Regions from separate parts of the Homo sapiens genome. Here regions 2, 3, 4, 5, 6 and 7 are each linked to region 1. Evidence: chromatin contacts called from ENCODE Hi-C or POLR2A ChIA-PET data. All regions are on one chromosome and are shown on one strand. The core of a region is the stretch at or near the end of the contact, and the rest is flanking DNA. Distances in the headings are between cores, read along the strand shown. Region 1 holds the start of OSBPL11 (oxysterol binding protein like 11). Region 2 holds the start of LINC02021 (long intergenic non-protein coding RNA 2021). Region 3 holds the start of IFT122 (intraflagellar transport 122). Region 4 holds the start of RAB43 (RAB43, member RAS oncogene family). Region 5 holds the start of ACAD9-DT (ACAD9 divergent transcript). Region 6 holds the start of RAB7A (RAB7A, member RAS oncogene family). Region 7 has its middle 33 kb from the start of RPN1.

The links. Hi-C counts contacts between places; a loop is a spot of excess contacts on that map. ChIA-PET counts read pairs that join two places held with the same protein, here RNA polymerase II (POLR2A). Pooled maps may share reads with other maps.
Region 2: a loop to region 1 is called in a map of B cell, with 16 times the contacts of the local background. The contact joins the promoter of LINC02021 here to the promoter of OSBPL11 in region 1. A Hi-C loop is called at or near these places in 1 of 168 maps with a recorded cell type or tissue (B cell) and 5 of 50 pooled maps. POLR2A ChIA-PET finds 5 or more read pairs at or near these places in 2 of 52 experiments (A673 and PC-3).
Region 3: a loop to region 1 is called in a map of naive thymus-derived CD4-positive, alpha-beta T cell, with 14 times the contacts of the local background. The contact joins the promoter of IFT122 here to the promoter of OSBPL11 in region 1. A Hi-C loop is called at or near these places in 1 of 168 maps with a recorded cell type or tissue (naive thymus-derived CD4-positive, alpha-beta T cell) and 6 of 50 pooled maps. POLR2A ChIA-PET finds 5 or more read pairs at or near these places in 2 of 52 experiments (B cell and GM10248).
Region 4: a pooled map shows a loop between it and region 1 (7-fold over the local background). The contact joins the promoter of RAB43 here to the promoter of OSBPL11 in region 1. A Hi-C loop is called at or near these places in 3 of 50 pooled maps. POLR2A ChIA-PET finds 5 or more read pairs at or near these places in 2 of 52 experiments (B cell and activated T-cell).
Region 5: a pooled map shows a loop between it and region 1 (8-fold over the local background). The contact joins the promoter of ACAD9-DT here to the promoter of OSBPL11 in region 1. A Hi-C loop is called at or near these places in 5 of 50 pooled maps. POLR2A ChIA-PET finds 5 or more read pairs at or near these places in 2 of 52 experiments (CD4-positive, alpha-beta T cell and activated B cell).
Region 6: a map of B cell shows a loop between it and region 1 (9-fold over the local background). The contact joins the promoter of RAB7A here to the promoter of OSBPL11 in region 1. A Hi-C loop is called at or near these places in 1 of 168 maps with a recorded cell type or tissue (B cell) and 1 of 50 pooled maps. POLR2A ChIA-PET finds 5 or more read pairs at or near these places in 1 of 52 experiments (RWPE1).
Region 7: a map of CD8-positive, alpha-beta T cell shows a loop between it and region 1 (20-fold over the local background). The contact joins the enhancer-like site here to the promoter of OSBPL11 in region 1. A Hi-C loop is called at or near these places in 1 of 168 maps with a recorded cell type or tissue (CD8-positive, alpha-beta T cell) and 4 of 50 pooled maps. POLR2A ChIA-PET finds 5 or more read pairs at or near these places in 1 of 52 experiments (Panc1).

The regions. Positions count from the first base shown.
Region 1 is chr3:125,594,227-125,596,756 of GRCh38, reverse strand. It overlaps OSBPL11 (oxysterol binding protein like 11), which reads left to right and starts at 1,260. Exons shown (of 13, transcript NM_022776.5): 1 at 1,260-2,120. The coding sequence starts at 1,957. RefSeq lists a silencer at 1,143-1,552 and an enhancer at 1,653-1,712.
Region 2 is chr3:130,110,442-130,112,971 of GRCh38, reverse strand. It overlaps LINC02021 (long intergenic non-protein coding RNA 2021), which reads right to left and starts at 1,265. Exons shown (of 3, transcript NR_146653.1): 1 at 1,160-1,265; 2 at 228-350. It also overlaps the pseudogene FAM86HP. RefSeq lists silencers at 565-734, 805-854 and enhancers at 1,855-1,904, 2,005-2,194.
Region 3 is chr3:129,438,961-129,441,490 of GRCh38, reverse strand. IFT122 (intraflagellar transport 122) reads right to left here and starts at 1,267. Exons shown (of 30, transcript NM_052989.3): 1 at 1,120-1,267. The coding sequence starts at 1,160. It overlaps MBD4 (methyl-CpG binding domain 4, DNA glycosylase), which reads left to right and starts at 1,543. Exons shown (of 8, transcript NM_001276270.2): 1 at 1,543-1,761. The coding sequence starts at 1,658. RefSeq lists enhancers at 264-313, 714-763, 794-843, 994-1,203, 1,404-1,543 and 1 more.
Region 4 is chr3:129,120,546-129,123,075 of GRCh38, reverse strand. It overlaps RAB43 (RAB43, member RAS oncogene family), which reads left to right and starts at 1,272. Exons shown (of 3, transcript NM_198490.3): 1 at 1,272-1,790. The coding sequence starts at 1,587. The region is part of intron 11 of ISY1-RAB43 (ISY1-RAB43 readthrough); the gene reads left to right. RefSeq lists silencers at 1,043-1,262, 1,283-1,462 and an enhancer at 2,243-2,530.
Region 5 is chr3:128,878,174-128,880,703 of GRCh38, reverse strand. It overlaps ACAD9-DT (ACAD9 divergent transcript), which reads left to right and starts at 1,268. Exons shown (of 3, transcript NR_186174.1): 1 at 1,268-1,568. It overlaps ACAD9 (acyl-CoA dehydrogenase family member 9), which reads right to left and starts at 1,084. Exons shown (of 18, transcript NM_014049.5): 1 at 863-1,084. The coding sequence starts at 1,012. RefSeq lists enhancers at 1-509, 818-897, 510-1,362, 958-1,507, 1,363-2,214.
Region 6 is chr3:128,724,919-128,727,448 of GRCh38, reverse strand. RAB7A (RAB7A, member RAS oncogene family) reads right to left here and starts at 1,266. Exons shown (of 6, transcript NM_004637.6): 1 at 1,090-1,266. RefSeq lists a silencer at 843-1,132 and enhancers at 399-1,383, 1,413-1,542.
Region 7 is chr3:128,616,455-128,618,984 of GRCh38, reverse strand. No RefSeq gene overlaps it. Among named protein-coding and RNA genes, the nearest start is that of RPN1, 33 kb to the left of the region's middle. RefSeq lists enhancers at 806-855, 571-1,082, 876-1,165. Within about 2 kb of position 1,269, at least 32 of the 41 ENCODE cell types and tissues checked have a DNase peak (open chromatin) inside an H3K27ac peak, as active enhancers do; they include CD8-positive, alpha-beta T cell, where a contact is called at or near this core.

The sequences.
Region 1 (2,530 bases), core at 11-2,510:
AGGGTCTCTCTCCTTCCTCAGGCTCACTGCAACGTCCGCCTCCCAGGCTCAAGTGATTCTTCTGTCTCAGCCTCTTAAGTAGCTGGGATTACGGGCACGCACCACCATGCCCGGTTAATTTTTGTATTTTTAGTTGAGAATGGGTTTCACCATGTTGGCCAGGCTGGTCTCGAACTCCTGACCTCAAGTGATCCGCCCACCTCGGCCTCCCAAAGTGCTGGGATTACAGGCGTGAGCCACTGTGCCCAGCCTCAAGTCATGTTATTATAAACTAAAATTAGCAATTAGGAGAGACTTTAGAAATCTACCCATGCACTCTTGTTTTACAAATCCAAAACCAAGGCCTAAACAAGGTGAAAGATTTGTCTGGGGTCTGGAAGAGTACCTAGCTCTGTTCTGAGATCTCTAATTTCCATGACAGCTTCTTTTTAATTTATAATAATGATTGGCTTTACTCCAATGTCATGCTTGCCCCCCCCCCACCCCAAGTAACTAAAACGTACAGATGTTTGCTTCGTTCTTGTACTTTCTTATTTTTGTAAGCTTTCTTCCTAAAATGCCTGGAACGGCCCCTCAAATGGAAGGCTAGGACGTGGTTAGGAAGGCGGGCACTCGGCCGGGCGCGGTGGCTCACGCCTGTAATCCCAGCACTTTGGGAGGCCGAGGCGGGCGGATCACGAGGTCAGGAGATCGAGACCATCCCGGCTAAAACGGTGAAACCCCGTCTCTACTAAAAATACAAAAAACTAGCCGGGCGTAGTGGCGGGTGCCTGTAGTCCCAGCTACTTGGGAGGCTGAGGCAGGAGAATGGCGTGAATCCGGGAGGCGGAGCTTGCAGTGAGCCGAGATCGCGCCACTGCACTCCAGCCTGGGCGACAGAGCGAGACTCCGTCTCAAAAAAAAAAAAAAAAAAAAGGAAGGCGGGCACTCACACACCAGAAGGGAACTCTCTAGTGCTGCTGGCTCCTTTGTTTCTTCCTCCTTCACTGTCCGGGTTCCTCGTTCCGTTGCGGCGCCCTCCCTCGCCCTCCCTCGCCCATCAGCCAGTCGCCCAGCTACCAGCTCCCAGAGCCTCCGCCTCCTTCAGGGACCCGCCGCCCTGACCCAAGATGGCGCCAGACGCTTCGGCTGTGAGGGAAGTGAGCTCACGCTACTCCGGAAGGGAAGGCGGGAAGGGAGCAGGGGGCGGGGGGTGGCTGACCCGCTGTGGGGCTGTGGGGCTGTGGGGCTGTGGGTGGGGCGGCGGCCGCGGCCCTGGCATTCGCGCTTGGGTCTGGAGATAGCGCGAGAGACTCACCGGCTCCTGGGAACCCAGTCGAGGGCCCGGGCCAGGGGCATAAGAGGAAGTTGTCCCGAGTGGCTCGCCTCTGGCCCTGGGAGAGGCGGCCCCGGGAGCCGGCGTCCCGCCCCCGGCGGCCTCATTCCCCGACCCTCCTCCCCGGCTGCGCGCGCCGGCCCTGGCTGTATCTCGGGGGCTGCGGCGGGAACTGCCGAGCGGGCTTGACTGGACGCACTGCCTGAGGACCTGCGGAGGAGACGAGGGAGCGCGGCGGGTCAGCCCCGAGGTTAGGCCGCGGGTCCCCTGTCCGTGGCGCTCCGTCCTTTTCCCAGCCGTCTTGGCTACAGAATCTGCGACCTCCCCACACTCCTTCTCTTTTGAGTATGTCACTTAAGTCTTCTCGCCGGATGCTTTTTCCTCCTTGCTTTTGCCGGAAAGGAGAGAGATACATGTGAAGGATATCTGTCCTCGTTGCTTCCCCTGCCCTCTCAAAAGTTTAACTTCTGTGGGAATGTGTATCTTCCTTTTCTGGACCATTTGACAGTCCCGCCCCAGCCGCCGTGTGATTTAGCAACCGGTATCATATTCAGATCAAATCTTAAAAAAAAAAAGTCACCTACAGAACTACAGAATTGTTCTCTCCCGCTCAAGAAGGGCAAGTGGACTTTGGCGTTAAGATGCAGGGGGGTGAACCAGTGTCCACAATGAAAGTCTCGGAGAGCGAAGGAAAGCTGGAGGGCCAGGCCACAGCGGTGACCCCGAACAAGAACAGCAGCTGTGGAGGTGGAATCAGTAGCAGCAGCAGCAGCCGCGGTGGCAGTGCAAAAGGCTGGCAGTACAGGTATGCTCCTTTCTCCAAAATTATTTCCCGAGGTGGAGGTAGGGGTGAATATGCCCTGGAGGCTGCATCCCGCAATTGTTGAAAGATAAAAGTTTTTTCACTGGCTTCCAGAAGCTACTGATACATCTCGTTTGGATCTGGGACCTCGCCTAAAAGATTTAATCCATTCATTTGTTCATTCAACAGGTATTTATGGAAGGCCTTTTGAGGAACACAGAAATGTATCCCTGAACTTCCTCTACAGTCAGAGAGTTAATGCTTCCTCAGATTTAATTCTGTACTCACTTCTGCTTTTGCCTATGTTGCAATTTATTTACAAGCCAGCTTTCTCTGATAGACTGCGAGGGCAGGAACTGTTTAACTCAGCTTTCTCGAGAGGGTAGCAAATACTGGTGCTCAAAACTTACTTG
Region 2 (2,530 bases), core at 16-2,515, 4.5 Mb before region 1:
TATATCACCACAACCCCCAATCCCACCCCGCAGGAGCTAACTCCTCCTTCCTGTCCCCGCAAGATCAAAACTCCTCCTGCAAGCCCCGCTAGCTCTGTCTGCTCACCTTCGTGGCAGATATGCTATTGTACTTTTACACTCATTTGTGTGATAAATACTTCAATGTCCACTTCTTCCACGAGCCCCTGAGCCCCTGGAGGGCCTGGACAACACCGAGTTTTTCTCACCGTTACATCTCCGTTGTCAGGCACTTAATAAGTATTTGGTGAACGAATGGCTTGTTTGGTGACACTCCAAAGGCTGGGGGACAGAGGTAAAGCTCCCTCCTTTTGGGCCCCAGACGGGTGGCGCTGATGGAGAGAGGAGGCTAGGATAAGGCCTCCAGGACCGAAGCGCGCACCCGTAAGGCCCCTGCTAAAAAGACCTTCCTGAAGGCGGAGGAACTGCGAGTGCCTACGTTAGCCCAAGGCCTGACCTGACGATCCCAGGGACCCTCGCTCTAACTGGCCCCGCCTCCCGGGCCCCAAACCCGGACTCGGCCCCGCCCGAAGCTCCGGATCCTGGGGCCCGCCCCTGGCCCCGCGTCGGCAGACCGTGGGCTCGCTCCTGGACCTGCCTCAAACCCTCCGCAGGTAACGCCTCCCGAACTTGAGCCACATTCCGATCCCCTCCTCAAACCCCTCCCCGTTTCCCACACCCTGGACCCCTCGCTCCGTCTCGGCCCCGCCCCAAGCCCAGCTAGGTCTGGGCCCCTGAGCCCAGCCCCGACCGGCCTCCCAGTCCCTGGGTCCCTCCCGACACCGGCCCCTCCCTAAGCTCCGCCTCCCAGGGCCCGCCTCCTGAGCGCAGCCCGCAGCCTGGACTCCGCCCCGCCTCCCGGACCCTGGGCCCCTCCCCACGTGGGCCCGTCCTAAGCTCCGCCTCCCAGAGTCCGCGCACCGCCTGGCCATGTGCTAAGACATAGTCAACGCCCCGCCCCGGCCCCGCCTCCTGAGCCCTTCTCTGGGTCTGGCCTTAGCCCCGCCCTAGGACCTGTCTCCTGGGCTCTGCTCCGAGTCCCGCCTCCTGAACCCAATGGCGTTTATCCCCGCCCTAATGCCCGCCTCCAGGACTCTTATCCTGCCCTCACGCAAGGCACCGCCTCCAGGACGCCACCAACCTGGACGCTTCCGAAGCCCAGCTTCCAGGATCGCCCTATCCTGGCCCCGCCCCAGGACCCGCCAACCTGGAATCTACCCAGGACCTGCCCCAACGACGTTAATTCTGGCCCTACCCCAGGCCTCGCTCTCATGACGCTCATCCTGGCCCCACCCCAGGCCCCACCCTCCTAAGCTCATCTTGGCCCCGCCCTAGCGCCCGCCCCCAGGACGCTCCTCCTGACCCTACCCCTAGGCCCCGCCACCTCTCTGCCTCCGCGCACTACCCTGGGCCCGCCCCCTTTTCAGTCCAGGCCCGGCTTCCGCCCGGTCTCCTGGCAACGCTGCGGCCCCGCCCACGTCATGGCGCCTGAGGAGAACGCGGGTACCAAACTCTTGCTGCAGAGTTTCGAGCGCCGCTTCCTAGCGGCGCGCACACTGCGCTCCTTCCCCTGGCAGGTGGGCGGCGGGGCGAGCGGAGAGGCCTGCGGGGCTTGCGGAAGTCCAGGGGCAGACGGGATGGGTCTCCCTGCTGAAACCCCCGGCGCTCCTGCCACGTGAGTTCCTGGGCTCTCCCCGGTCAGGGCCACGAGACCCGGTCCCCGTCCCTGGGGCCTGGCCAGAGTCGCTCTCACCCCTCCTGCCCCGCGAGCTGGCGGCGGAAGCTGGGGGCGTCTCCACAGTCTTGGGGGGCAGACGCGCGCTCGGTGTGGGGTACAGTTCACGATCATTTTCATGACTTTTTAAAGGCAGTAATCGTTCTGGTCACTGGGACACAGCTGCCCTCGCCCATTCTAAAAAGTCAGCACCCTCAGGCCCGCGGGTAACCACCTCCTCCTGAGCACGGTGACCAGGTCAAAGGCTGTCCCTCGGGCCTCAGTGTTCTCATCTGTATGTCGAGCACTGCACAGAATCAGCTCATGCGCTGAGGCTTTCACTCCTGTGATGGAAGAGACAGAGAAGGGGGTGGCCTCTCCTCTCCCTGGGGACCTGCCATTCTCAGCACAGGCGCATGGCAGGCAGCAGCCTCCCTTCTGCCAGCAGAGGGGCTTAATGCACCCTGCTCCATTTGTAATTCATGTGCGGTGAGCTCACTGGGATGAGTCAGTTTGGATATATATTCCTCCCTGGGTCTGCCCCATTTTATGGGGTGTTGCTTAATCATTTGCGTTATTCCATTGACATGAAATATTTAGCACTCAGAGATCATTTCTGGTCAGGAGAAATTTGTGCATTTTTAACCCAAAATAGAAACCTTCATAAAAGCATCATAGGTCTCCATTCAGTATTGACTATAATTGTTCACATGCCCACGCTGAATGCTAACTTGGGCTCACCATCAACACCCACGAGGTGGGTACTATTATTATCACTCACATTTGACCAGAGGGATT
Region 3 (2,530 bases), core at 18-2,517, 3.8 Mb before region 1:
TCATACATAAAATAGAGGAAATTATAGTACCTACCTTAGAGAGTGGTGAAGACACAACGAGATAAAGGATATGAAGTGCTTAGCCAGCACCTGGCACATAGTGTCAGCTACCACTAGTGCCGAACACAAAAGAGAGGACCCGTCTCCAACGTGAGCCTTGAAGGATGTTCAGGATTTCCGTGTGAGATGAGGAGAGACGGCATGCTTTACACAGAGAAAGATCTCAGAAGGGACAGAACCAAAGACAAGTAACCTGCTCCAGTGGCCAGAACAGAGGCTTCACAACAATGCTGAATGATTTTCAAAGTCAGGCCAAGACCTATCCCATAAGTAAGAATATGACAAAACAGACTGCTATGTTATAGATTTAGGCGATAACAATGGAATAGGACATTAAATAACTGAATCAAAAGGTGACAAAGTCATTCCCCTTCAGTTCTTTTTCAGACTTCCCAATTAGGAGAGCTTGTGTTTGGTGCTCATTTTGAGCACCTTTCTGATCATACCTGCCCATCTCCAGTTTTAGAGAAACGAGATCTCAGGTTTAAAGGCTCCCTAGCAACAATAGCTAGCTACAGCTTGTTCAGTTTTGTTTCTCCCTACTTTAAGTTTTACTTTTACACTTAGAGCAAGCGACGCTGATTTTATCTTAACATTTAGAGCAAGTGACACTGGTTTTCATAAATGGAGTAATAAAGTTTCCTTGTAAAATGTGAAATCATAATTAAAATAAATGAGACAATTTAGAGAAAAACGTCAAGAAAACAAGAGTATGGGTACTATGTGGATGTGGCAAGAACTGTGAAGCTTGAGCAGCTTCGTGCTGTCTCGTGGGTGTGAGATGAATCCAAGGCAGCGACAGGGCCAGACCGTGAGGGAAGAGCCGCCTCCACCCGCCACCACCTCAGGCGCGGCACCTCCCTTTGCCGCTCTCCAACCCTCGGGAGTTTCTCCAACCGCCAAGGGGCGGGAGGGCGACCCTGCAGTCTCCCAGGCCGGGGTTCAGTGCCCTCGGCCCAGGCAGCAAGCCCGCTGCCCCCCTCAAACACGCTGCAGCGGCTCGCGCACTCCCCGCGAGGACTCGACCTCCTGCTCTTCGCGAACCGCCCCGCTCCTCACCAGTGCTCGGCTTTATCTCTCCACGTCAACACGGCCCTCATCACGGCTTCCCTTACGGCTCGGGCTCCTCCTACCCGCCTCAGCGTCTGTCTCAGCAACCGCCTCACTAACGGTCGCCACTCCACAAGCCACTTTGGCTACCTGCGTTACCCCTGGCAACGTACATGCGCGGTAAGCTGAGTGCGAGGGCGCCTTGCTCCGAGCGCGCATGTCCGAAAGGGAAAGCCAGAAAAGCAGCAAAAGCAATGGTGGCACTGGAGCCCCTAAGGCGCCAGCGCAACCAGAGCGCGAGCGATTGGTCGGGGCGTGTGGGGGCGGTGCGTCTTCCTCGAGAATGGATTTGATTGGTGGAGCGTGGAAATGGCGGCTGTAGCCGAGGGGGCGGCCGGAAAGCAGCGGCGGCGTCTGGGGCGCTTTCGCAACATTCAGACCTCGGTTGCAGCCCGGTGCCGTGAGCTGAAGAGGTTTCACATCTTACTCCGCCCCACACCCTGGGCGTTGCGGCGCTGGGCTCGTTGCTGCAGCCGGACCCTGCTCGATGGGCACGACTGGGCTGGAGAGTCTGAGTCTGGGGGACCGCGGAGCTGCCCCCACCGTCACCTCTAGTGAGCGCCTAGTCCCAGACCCGCCGAATGACCTCCGGTAAGTTACTGTCCCCTTTTGGGCCTCAGTTTCACCACCTGTAAAATGGTATCGGGAGAGTGGACAGTGTGTGGGCCTTTCTAACCTTTGACAGAGGGTCGGCAGAAACCTCGAAGCCCACGGGTTTAGTTACTAGGGTCTGGAGCCCAGGTGCTCTTCCTGTGCGATCAGCCCTGGGGTGCGCTCGACTTCCTCATCTAAGATGACTAGGGAGACTGGGGGGGAGCCGGGAGGTTTTGTGAAAGAGGTCCCCTTGGGGTTGGAGGATCCTAGGAAGTCATTAGACTACGTGTGTGATAGGAGGTTAAGATTTACCTACTTTTTTCAAAATTTAATACTAAGAACTACTTTGAAAGAGGCATCACCTTCTTTTTACAGAGTCTTTTACCGAGACTTTGAGATGTTAAGTAACTTGCTGCTAAACTTACAGCTGGTAGAGCTGGAATTTGAGCCCCAGTCTCTTAAGAGTTTGTGCTGATTCCACCAGGCTTCAGTATTTTTATCTCTAAAATTGTAAACAATATCATTTCATAAGATCCATCCAGCTCCTCAAAATTATTTTACCCCAAATTACATCAGAAAACCTTGATTCTAATTCTAGTTCTTGCAGTTTCCCTATTTGTAGAAAAGAACTTGGGTTAAATGATCTCTCTAGACCCATCCACCTTTTACAATCTGTGGTTTAGTGATTAGGATACACTTTACTGAAATTTTTTTTTTAATTTTAAAAGTATGTTTTCATCATAGAAGACACATTGGAACTTTAATG
Region 4 (2,530 bases), core at 23-2,522, 3.5 Mb before region 1:
CTAGTATAAGCTTCTTACAGATGTTTGGGTCTCCTTTCTCTGAGGCGCCCTGGTTCACTGGGCCAACTCAGGAGTTGGTCTGCCCTTCCTCAGAAATCCCTTCAAGTTTTTCTGTTCCTCTTCCTAGACTGGTGCTTTTTGGCTGGGTCAGTTTCCCAAATGGGCCTGTAGCTGCTCTGAGCTGGGTCATCCAGCCGTTTAGCAGCTGCTTCAACCACTGCTAGGCTGCCTTTTGGAGACAAGAGCTCCCAGCTCCTCCTTCTGGCCTAGCTTCCCATCAAATGGGGCCCTGGGTCCTCTCCTCACAAGGATTTTGGGCTCCTCCGCAGTTTTGTAGCCAGCCTGGATTCTGGCCTTCTGCAGCCTGCTCCCTCCCTTCCCTTCCGCCCCTGGGAAGAGCGACCCCCACCACTCTCGGAGACTGCACTGCCCGCCTGTCAGAGTGGGCACTCAGGTGACACTGCTGTGGTCGTCCCCTTCCTCCGTGATCCATTCCGGAGGGGGTCATTCTTAGTCTAGGCCTGCAGGCCCGGAGCTCCAGCCATGGTCTCCGCCTGTCCCTGACCGGCGGTCTGGGAGGCAGCAGGTAGGGGATCCCGGGCAGGCGGACCAGGCCTGGGTGGGGGGCGAGCAGGAGGCGCGGGACAGCACCTGGGGGTCCCAGCTGATGAAGGGTCGGGGTGGGCAGCGGTTTGGGGGCCAGACGGATCCGCGGTGTGGGCGCGCCGGGGTGTTGATGGAGGAGGGGCCGAGGTGCTGAGGGCGGGGTCGGGCTGGGGTCGGGGCTGAGGGCGGAGTCGGGTGGGGCGGAGTCAGAGCTGAGGTGAGCCTGAGGGCGGAGTCGGGGCGGGCTGAGGTGGGCCTGTGGGCGGAGTCGGGGCGGTGTGCTGAGGTGGGCCTGAGGGCGGAGTCGAGGTCGGGCTGAAGGCGGAGTCGGGGAGGGCTGAGGTGGGCCTGAAGGCAGAGTCGAGGTCGGAGCTGGGGACGGAGTCGAGTTCGGGCTGAGGGCGGAGTCGGGGCGGGCTGAGGTGGTCCTGTGGGCGGAGTCGAGGTCGGGCTGAGGGCAGAGTCGGGTCGGAGTCGGGGCGCGCTGAGGTGGGCCTGGGGGCGGAGTCGAGGTCGGAGCTGAGGGCGGAGTCGGGGGCGGGGACGTAGGCGGAACCCGGGTCGGGCTGAGGTGGGCCCGAGGGTTGGGCTGGGGGCGGAGTGGGTGCCAGCCTGAGGGCGGAGCCGGGGGCGGGCGGGGGCGGGCTGGGGCGGGCCTACAGGCCAGACTGGTGTGGCACGGAGCTGAGGACCGGCCGGAGCTTTGCGGAGGGCCCGGCTTGGCGGGTCCGGGGGGGAGCCGAACCCGCGGGGCACCGGGTCCGGGCGGGGCCGAGCCGGGCCGGGGCGGGAGCCAGCCGGGGTGGGGCGGGGCCGAGGCCGAGGCAGGCGGTCGGCAGTGCTGGGGGTTCAGGTGTTGCGGCGGCTCCACGTAGCCAGGCGGCCCGTGGGCTGGAGCGGGCGGAGCTCGGCCCGCGGCTTGCGTGAGCTCAGGCCGGTCCCAGCGTCCAGAGCGCCGGCCCTTCGGCTTCTTCTAGGCCATGGCAGGGCCGGGCCCAGGCCCGGGGGACCCGGACGAGCAGTACGATTTCCTGTTCAAGCTGGTGCTGGTGGGCGACGCAAGCGTGGGCAAGACGTGCGTGGTGCAGCGCTTCAAGACCGGCGCCTTCTCGGAGCGCCAGGGAAGCACCATCGGCGTCGACTTCACCATGAAGACGCTGGAGATCCAGGGCAAGCGGGTCAAGGTGGGAGGCCGGCCAGGGCCCCTGGAAGGCGCTCCCTCGGAGGGTGGGGCGGGGGCAGCGGAGCCCCTGGCCGCGGCGAGCGCACCCCGCGTCCATCTGAAGTTTCCTTTGGCTTCCCCTTTTTCCTTCCTCGGGTCGGAGCAGGCCTGGGCCCCGGGGTCTGGGCCGGGTTCAAGTCCTCAAAGCGCCGGCCGTGGGTTGCTGGGGGGGGGGGGGGCGAGGGAGTGTGGAGGAGGCGGCCCTGCCCTCCGGAGCTCACACCCTAGGAGGGGACTGTGCTCCAAAATAACTTTAGCCATTGGAAGGCAGGGGGTTAGACTCCCCTGTTCCAGGTACTAGCGGAGCGCCTTGGAGTGCGGAGATCAGACCCCCCACCTCCATCCACCGCGATGGCAGCCCCCAGCTCAGCCCACCGGCGGGGCACTCAGCCAGAGAACTGCATCCCCACCCCAGGACTAGGAGCGATCAGGAAGTAGTTGCTTTTAGGACCAGAGGGCCAAAACTTTTTGTCAGAATTTCCGGCCTGGCCACGCCTCCCTGCAGTCTCTTTGTGGACCTGGTGGTGGAACTTTACTCGACTAGGGCCAGCCCCGGTTCCCTCCCCCAGCTGGAGTTTGATAGAAACTGAAAACTTCACAGATACCGGAAGGTGGGGGAGAGAACCAAGCTTTGGCAATGGCTCCGAATAAAAACAGCAGGATGTGGTTGCCACAATGTCCTGGCAGTGGTTTGATAAATAT
Region 5 (2,530 bases), core at 19-2,518, 3.3 Mb before region 1:
TGAAAGAACTGAGTCTTGGCCGGGCGCGGTGGCTCACCCCTGTAATCCCAGCACTGTGGGAGGCCGAGGTGGGCGGATCACCCGAGGTCAGTTCTAGACCAGCTTGGCCAACATGGTGAAACCCCGTCTCTGCTAAAAATACAAAAAAAAAAAAAGCCGGGCAGGCGCCTGTAATCCCAGCTACTCCGGAGGCTGAGGCAGGAGAATCGCTTGAACCCAGGAGGGAGGTTGCAGTGAGCACTCCAGCCTGGGCGACAAGAGCGCGACTCTGTCTCAAAAAAAACAACTGAGTTTCAAAGTCAACGAGCCAAGACCAAACCCAAGTCTTCCAACTCTAAGAAGACAATGAGTGTTTTATAACCAAACTGTTACTATTGGCTGGGTTGTGCCACCCTTGGGAAGCATCTTGGAGCCAGATTTCTGAGGAACCTCAATGGCAGGGAGAGGCGCTGGGCTCACCTGGGGAAGGAAGCCCCAGGGCGCTGGAAGGTGACTGAGGAGGGACATGGTGTAAGCTGTTTAGGAATCAGAGAGGAAGCCCCGCACATTTCCAGACCAGACCAGCTGAGATGAAGGCTGCTTTGTTAATTACCTAGCCTAGAGTTTTCCGAATTCCCCTGACAAAATTTAGCTGGAACACGTCACCACCACATTTCCAAGGGTCCCCCGTCTTGGAAATGTCTCACCCTTTCTCTGGGAAGGTTTTCCTGGAACTCAGGAATCCGGAGTGTTAACACGCCTCGGCCGCAGGGTGTATCTCTCTGGCAGGTTTGGGGAATCTCACAAAGTTCAACACCAGTCTTGCAGCTGAGGGTGAAAAGCGGGAGCCAGACAGCAAGGGTTCGCCCAGGGCTCGCGTTACCTTCTTGATTTTGCCTAGGAAAAGCTCTTTGGCGAAAGCTCGTACAGGCGGGCTGGTGCGCAGTAGCCGCCGGTTCGCGGTAGAGACCACCAGACCCCGGCAGGCACGAGCCGCAGCCGTGGTGCGCAGGAAGAGCCCGCAGCCGCTCATGCTGCCCGATGTTCCCCAGCCTCAGCCTCAGTCTCCCCTTCTTAGCGCCGCAGGGACACACACACGTCTGATGACGTTACTGGCCCGCGACAACGTGCAGTACTCACTGCGCTTGCGCGGTCCCCCGCAGCAGGGGATGGAGAGGCCAGAAGGGCGGGAAGGCTACCACCTGCCGCGCCCAAGGCCTTAGTCACGTGCACCTGGCTGGCCCGCGCCGCCTGATGACGTCACACGCCTACGCTTCCCGCCGGCCCCACTGCGCTTGCGCGGCCAAAGGAGCTGGCCGGAGGAAATTGTAGGCCCTGGGCCGCGGGCATCTCGGCGGGTATAATCTCTGGCCGTCGTGACGGCGGTGACGGACCTGTTTTTCACATACCAGCGGTTGTTTCCATAAATGCCAGCCATGGGAAATCTCCCTGTGTACAGAAACCTAAAGGCCGGCTCAGCTGCCTCCACTTGTCTCTTTTGTCACTTGTGGCCACGAGGCCGTGGTAAAACTTGAGAAAAGCAAAAGAATGAGGGAAATGCGCTGTATTGGGGTCTCTGCAGGGGCACGGTAAGGGTAAGGGTCCATTTTTAACTGGATGGTGGATTCCTGAGATACTGTTTTGTTCCTAGTTGACATGTATGTTACATATATTTTTTGGAAAAGGAAAAGAAAGTGGGTGTTCAGTCACAGAGCGGTCTGGATACAACTGAGTCACCTCTGTCCTGGGAAACACTAACTTAAAAGGCAGGCGGAGGAAGAGAAACTACAGAGAGAGCTGAGAAGAGATGGGAACTATTGGATGGGATGGGACAGGCCAGGCTGTAACCGCCCAAGGTTACAGCCCGCTGACTAGACAGCTGATTTATCAAGACGGAAATTGCAATAGAGAGAGAGTAATTCACGCAGAGCCGGGTGTGTTGGAAAGGGAGTTTTATTAGCCAAATCGGTCTCCCCAAAAACGGATCGGAATTTTTAAGGATAATTTGGCGAGTAGAAGCTCGGGAAGTGGGAGGTGCATGATTGGTCGGGTTGGAGATGGACTGATAGGGGGCCGAAGTGAGTTTTTCTTGCTGTCTTCTGTTCCTGAATGGGATTGCAGAACTAGTTGAGCCAGATTACCAGTCTGGGTGTTGGTAGGTTTTACAACAGTGATGTTATTCCCAGGAACAATTTGGGGGACGTTCAGACTCTTGCAACCAAAGGCTGTATGGCCTCTAAACTGTAATTTCTAATCTTATAGCTAATTTGTTAGTCCTCCAAAGGCCAACTGGTCCCAGGCAAGAAGAGGTTGTTTTTTGTTGTTGTTGTTGTTGTTTTCCCGGGAAAGGGCTATTTTTGTTTTGAAGTTAAACTATAAACTCATTCCTTCCCAAGGTTAGTTCAGCCTACGCTCAGGAATGAACAAGGACAGCTTGGAGGTTAGAAGCAAGATGGAGTTGGTTAGGTCAGATCTCTTTCATTGTCTCGGTTATAATTTTGCAGTGGCGGTTTCAAGGCCAGGCCATAGGGGCCCACGTAGGAGGCAGGGC
Region 6 (2,530 bases), core at 17-2,516, 3.1 Mb before region 1:
GAGGTGGTGGGAGGCACTGAGGTACAGATACCAGGTAGCAAAAGATAAACCAGCAAGCTTCAGGGGTACGTGAAAGCAGTACAACCTAGAAATTTAATACAGTGCTCTGGAGTCTGACTGCCTGGGCTTGCATCTCTGCTTCGTAACTTATTAGCTGTGTGACCTTGGCCAAATGGCTTAGCCTCTCTGTTCAACTTCCCACTGTGTTAAGTGGGCACAACAGTGGTACTTCAGAGGGTTGTTCAAAGAACTAAACATAATGATCTGTTAAAAGGTCTTGCCACGCTGCCTAGCATACAATAAACGCTCAAATATTTGCTGTCAATATTCTCAATATTCCCCTTATGACCCCATTAGGTATCAAGCCTAAAATGAATGCAGAAAGAGGCCCCAAACACGGTCGGAATGGAAACACAACTCTACATCCAACTACCATCTTTCCTCGATTAAGTTGAAAAACTTCTCTCAGGATTTACCGTAACATGCCTAGGACAAAAAGCTCCCTGTCTCCCAGCGCCAGAGGCGCCTCAATGTACACAAGTGTCGAGGCGAGCCCAGCGCACGTGACCTGACTCACTGCCTTGACTCAGTTGCCGTCAGGGAACTCCCACTAACAGGGTCAGGCTGTTCAACTGAAGAACCGGATGGGAACGCGGCTCGGCCCCCAGCGCCTGTGACCCATGCCCGCCGGGTGGGCACGGCGGCGGGCGGCGTGGGCTCTGACACCCTCCTGCTCGCCGCGCTAAGGAACTCCACTGGCCAGCGCGTCCTGCCGCGGCGCAGGGCCGCCCAAGTCAAGGAACCCTCTCGGGTCTCTGAGATCCAGGCCAACAGTAAACAGAGCGTCCGAGACGGGTGGCCGGGGCGGGCAACCCGGCCAGAGGTCACGCCCGACGACCTCCGACCTCTCCAAGCCGGGTGGGGTCTTGGCCTGCTCCGGGGGCCTGAGCGATGCCGGGTGTGCCCGCGTGGCCAGGGCTGGGACTGGAGCCTGCCCAGGAGGACAGGGAGGACGCGAGGCCCTGGCGACCGAGGGGCTGAGGGGGGGGATGGGGCCAGGCCGCCGGCCGGGCTGGGCCCGCTGCTTACCGCGGCCGCTGCGCTGGGGGCTCCGGGCCGGGCGCGTCGCGAGGGCTCCCGCCGAGGAGGAGACTAAACGGAGGACAGAAGCGAGAAGGTCCAAGTTCTGGTTCCAGGGAACTCTCCCGAGCTCTCCAAGCCGCCAACTCCGCCGCTGCCGCCGCCTCAGGCTTTATGGCCAAGACTCCAGGCCCGCTCCCACTTCCGCCACCGCCGCCGCCCCGAGCGGAAGTACCTGTCACGAGACGCTCGACGCCAGGGTGCGGGGGAGGAGCCCCGCCTCAACCTTGCGTCACGTTCCGGCTGCCTCGGGACTGAGCCTGGATCTCGTGCTACAAACATGTCTGCCCCCAAATGGTTGTCCCCATCTTTGAGGCTCATACAAGGAGCAGGACGGCGCCATGTTGGACCCACAGACAGATTCCCTCAGCCATCCCTCCTTACTCCAGAATAAATAATGCCACCGAAGAGGGGACAAGGGGTAAACTGGCCATTCCAGTTGTGTCCTTCTTCGAAAGGCATCATTTATCCTTACTTTAATTACTTAACCAAAAATTATTATCACCATTTTACAAATAAGGAACTGAGACTCAGTATATCATGTCACTTGGTCTAGCTCAACACAGAAACTGGTGGAGCGAGGTTTTGAACCAAGATCTGTCTGATGCCAATATGTGTTATCGTTCTAGTAGACTGCAAATGACTACAGCAATTGTGTGGCTCGGTGATAGAGACAGGAGAAATAGGCACTTTGTCTGGCAGAGGAGACAGCCCAAGAAAATGGAAAATGAGCTAAAGCCTCTCTGAACTTAGTATTAGAGAAGATGTGATAAAGATGGACCGGGTAGAACTCTTCTTGTAAGCACAGAGCAGCCTCCCAAGCACCAGCCCCATCCGAACACATCAGGATCCACTCAGAATTTTTGCCTCCATCTTCAACAATGCCCTCTCATAGTCTTTTCTTATTTTGGTTCATGCAAGCTCCATTCTTTCAATTGTTCCATCCAAAAACCTTGCAATTGTTACAGTAAGTAGTCAGACCTGAGCAGGGCAGGAGAGGGGCCACTCCCCGACCAGCAATGTGAGGCAACCATGACGTGGTTGTCAGGTTAAGCTGTCTCTCTAAAATAATAATTGGTTGCAGCCAGACCAGAGAAAGGCAGTCTCCCAATAGATAAAAACACCTAAAACTGGTGATCAGCAGCTTCCCGATAAGATCTCAGGAGTTGAGGGGTCTGGGGAAAAAAAAAATCTCAAAAGCTAGGCAAGCAGTCTCAACCCTGAGATGGTACAATGTCTGGGGTTTCCCCTACTTTTTCAACCAAAATTGGCTCTTTCCCCAAAACCCTCACCACCTATTCTCCTGTTTTCTCTATGTGTATTCTGAAATGGCCTTGCACACTGCAGAACCATCCGCCTCTGGGGTAAGTCCACTCTTTCTCTGCTTTCA
Region 7 (2,530 bases), core at 20-2,519, 3.0 Mb before region 1:
TAGGAAGGGTATAGAATAAGAAGAGATCCAGAACTGAATATTAAGACGACAAAGTAATAGTGGCCACCTGGGTTGACAAAGACCAGGACTCTCCTTACCTGGGACGAGAAAGACCAGGACTGTGGTGTCATGAAGCCAAGTGGAAAAATGTTTCCAGGAGTGAACCATCTGAGGCTGAAGAGACCGAGCAGTGCCTTTTGGCTGTAGGAGTGGATCACTGAAGCCTTTTACCCATTGGTGACTTGAGAACTGTGTTGGTGTGGGGATGGGAATTGGACGGAAGTGAGACTTAACTTTGAGTCCTGACAAAGCATTTCGCAAACAGGCTGGGAAAGGGATGAGTGAGGGCCTTCAGGAGGCTGTGCTGCTTGAATGTTCTACTCTAAGGTTGGGGACACCAAGTGTGTTGAATGCCATTGGGAAAGATCCAGTTGAAAATGAGAAGTTGAACATAGGGATTAGGAGATTGTGCAGGGGGAAAATGGGGGATCCAAGGACAGTGGAAGGATGGGAGGAGCAAGAAGGAAGACCCTCCAGAGTCGTGCTCTGCAGTCGGATCCCTGGATGGAAATCCCAGGCCTGCCGCTCTCTGTGACCTCAGGCAAGTCTTTCCGTGCAAAATGGAGTAGGGCTGTTACCTGCTTCCTAGGATGGCTGTGTGGGTCACATGCTGTCATAATGCAAGGTGGCGTATAGCAAATGCTTGTTAAACAGCGACGGTCTCGCCGAGCTCTGGCCTGAGCCGGGGGCAGAGGGTTGGTCCTGTCCTGGGGGTTGGAAGCCGTGGAGGCCACGTTTAATCAGTGTTCACAGTGGTGTGCCCGTGGACCTGGCCTCACGCACGCCCGGCCTTGGGAGCCCCTGCGGGAGGGTGCATACCCTGACCTGCCCGAGAGGCGTCTGCCGCAGCCCCTGCTTCCCCTAGGGAACCCCCGGGCGGCTGTGCCTCACGGAGGGGCCCTGCTTTACCGCGGCTGCATACCACCTCGGGCCATTTGGTCAGCTGCTTCACCAGCTCTCTTCATCCTCTTACTCTCCCTGAATCTTTTTCTTCGTTTTTTGGAGCAGTCAGAAAGCTTGGCCGAAATCAAGATAACTCGCTGGGCCCGCGTGCAGATTGGTGGGCGCCCTCTGCTGGGCCGGCGGGCCTCTCGCAGGCCTGAGGAGCGAGCTGCGCCTGCGCCCTGGTGTCCCTTCGTAACACTGCGGCACGTCACGAGGCGGGCACCGGGGAGTATGGGCGAAATCGCAGGCGCAGACGGCGGGCTCGGGCTAGAAAAGTCGCGCATGCGTGGGGCTAATTTAAAGGCGGCGCGGCTCCAACAGAACCAAAGCCAATTCTCCGGCTGTGGCGCCACCTACGGGTGTGGGCTCGTAAACGGCCTCCTCTGGCCGGACTAGGACTGGGTCTGGGGTCGGCGGGCTCAGGACCACTGGGCTGCTGAGGGGCTTAGCCATGGGGACCTGGGCTCTCAGCTGCCCTGGAAAGCCACAGGGCTAGCTGGGCTGGCCAAGGCCGGTGGCTCCCCCAGCATCCTGTGGTGGGTGCATCCCTGGGCCCAGTGGGGCATCCGGTGCTGCCCTCCCCACCTACGGGCTTACATCCTTTGGTTGCTGGGACAGAGCGCCCTACGCCACGCGCAGCCCTGCGCTTCCCTGATCCTCGGTTTCCCCAGTAGTAAACAGGGCCTCAGTTTCCCCCTTGTAAATCTCAGGGAGGAGGTGAAGTGGGGCCCTAGGTGTAAAGCCAGGTTCAGGCTGGGCATCCCTTGGCGCAAGGTGACATGCCCCAGACACCTGACACCTCTCAGTCTCAGACCCAGCGTACTTTCTCTGTGGCCCTCATGTGGCCGTATAGGAGTGGCCCACCCACTCCCACTCCCATTCAGATCCCCAGGCCACAGTGCCTTTTGTCCAGCCTTGGCCAAGATGCCTGACCCTAGTGGCCTGGCCCTGGCTGCTTCCATGGCTGCAGCTTTGGGATGTCCCTGTAGTCATAGGTGGCCTCATGGCAGTCCCCCAGCCTTGAACCTGGACCCTGGCTCAGGGAGGGGAAAACACGGCTGAAGAAGGGCTGGGTGTCACTTTCTCTCTTCCATTTGTCTTGGAGGCTGTCATGGGAGAAAACCCCAAAGGACCCAGTGCGCCCTCACAGTTTCACCACAAGTATCCTGACCGGGCGTCTGGTGCCGAGCTGATAGTGCAGGCCCCGGCCGCAGCCCCGCCGGAAGCCCATGCTGCCAGCGGTTGGGGGCCGCAGGCTCAGACAGGAAATGCCCCCGAGTGTACCCCAGGGCCCTCTGCAAAGGCCTGATGCTTTGGATGAGGCCTGGCGCCATTTTGAAGCTGGGCCTGACTCTGGGACTCTGGCCTGGTTCTGGGGCTGGTGGCCTGGGATCTGGGGACTGCTTTGTCACCTGCCTGGGCAGGTGTGGGAGATGACAGGGAGGGAAGAGAGAACCTTCAAACTGGGCTAGACCTGAAGCGAAAGCTGAATGATGCAGCCTGTCCCCTACCATGGCCAACCCCT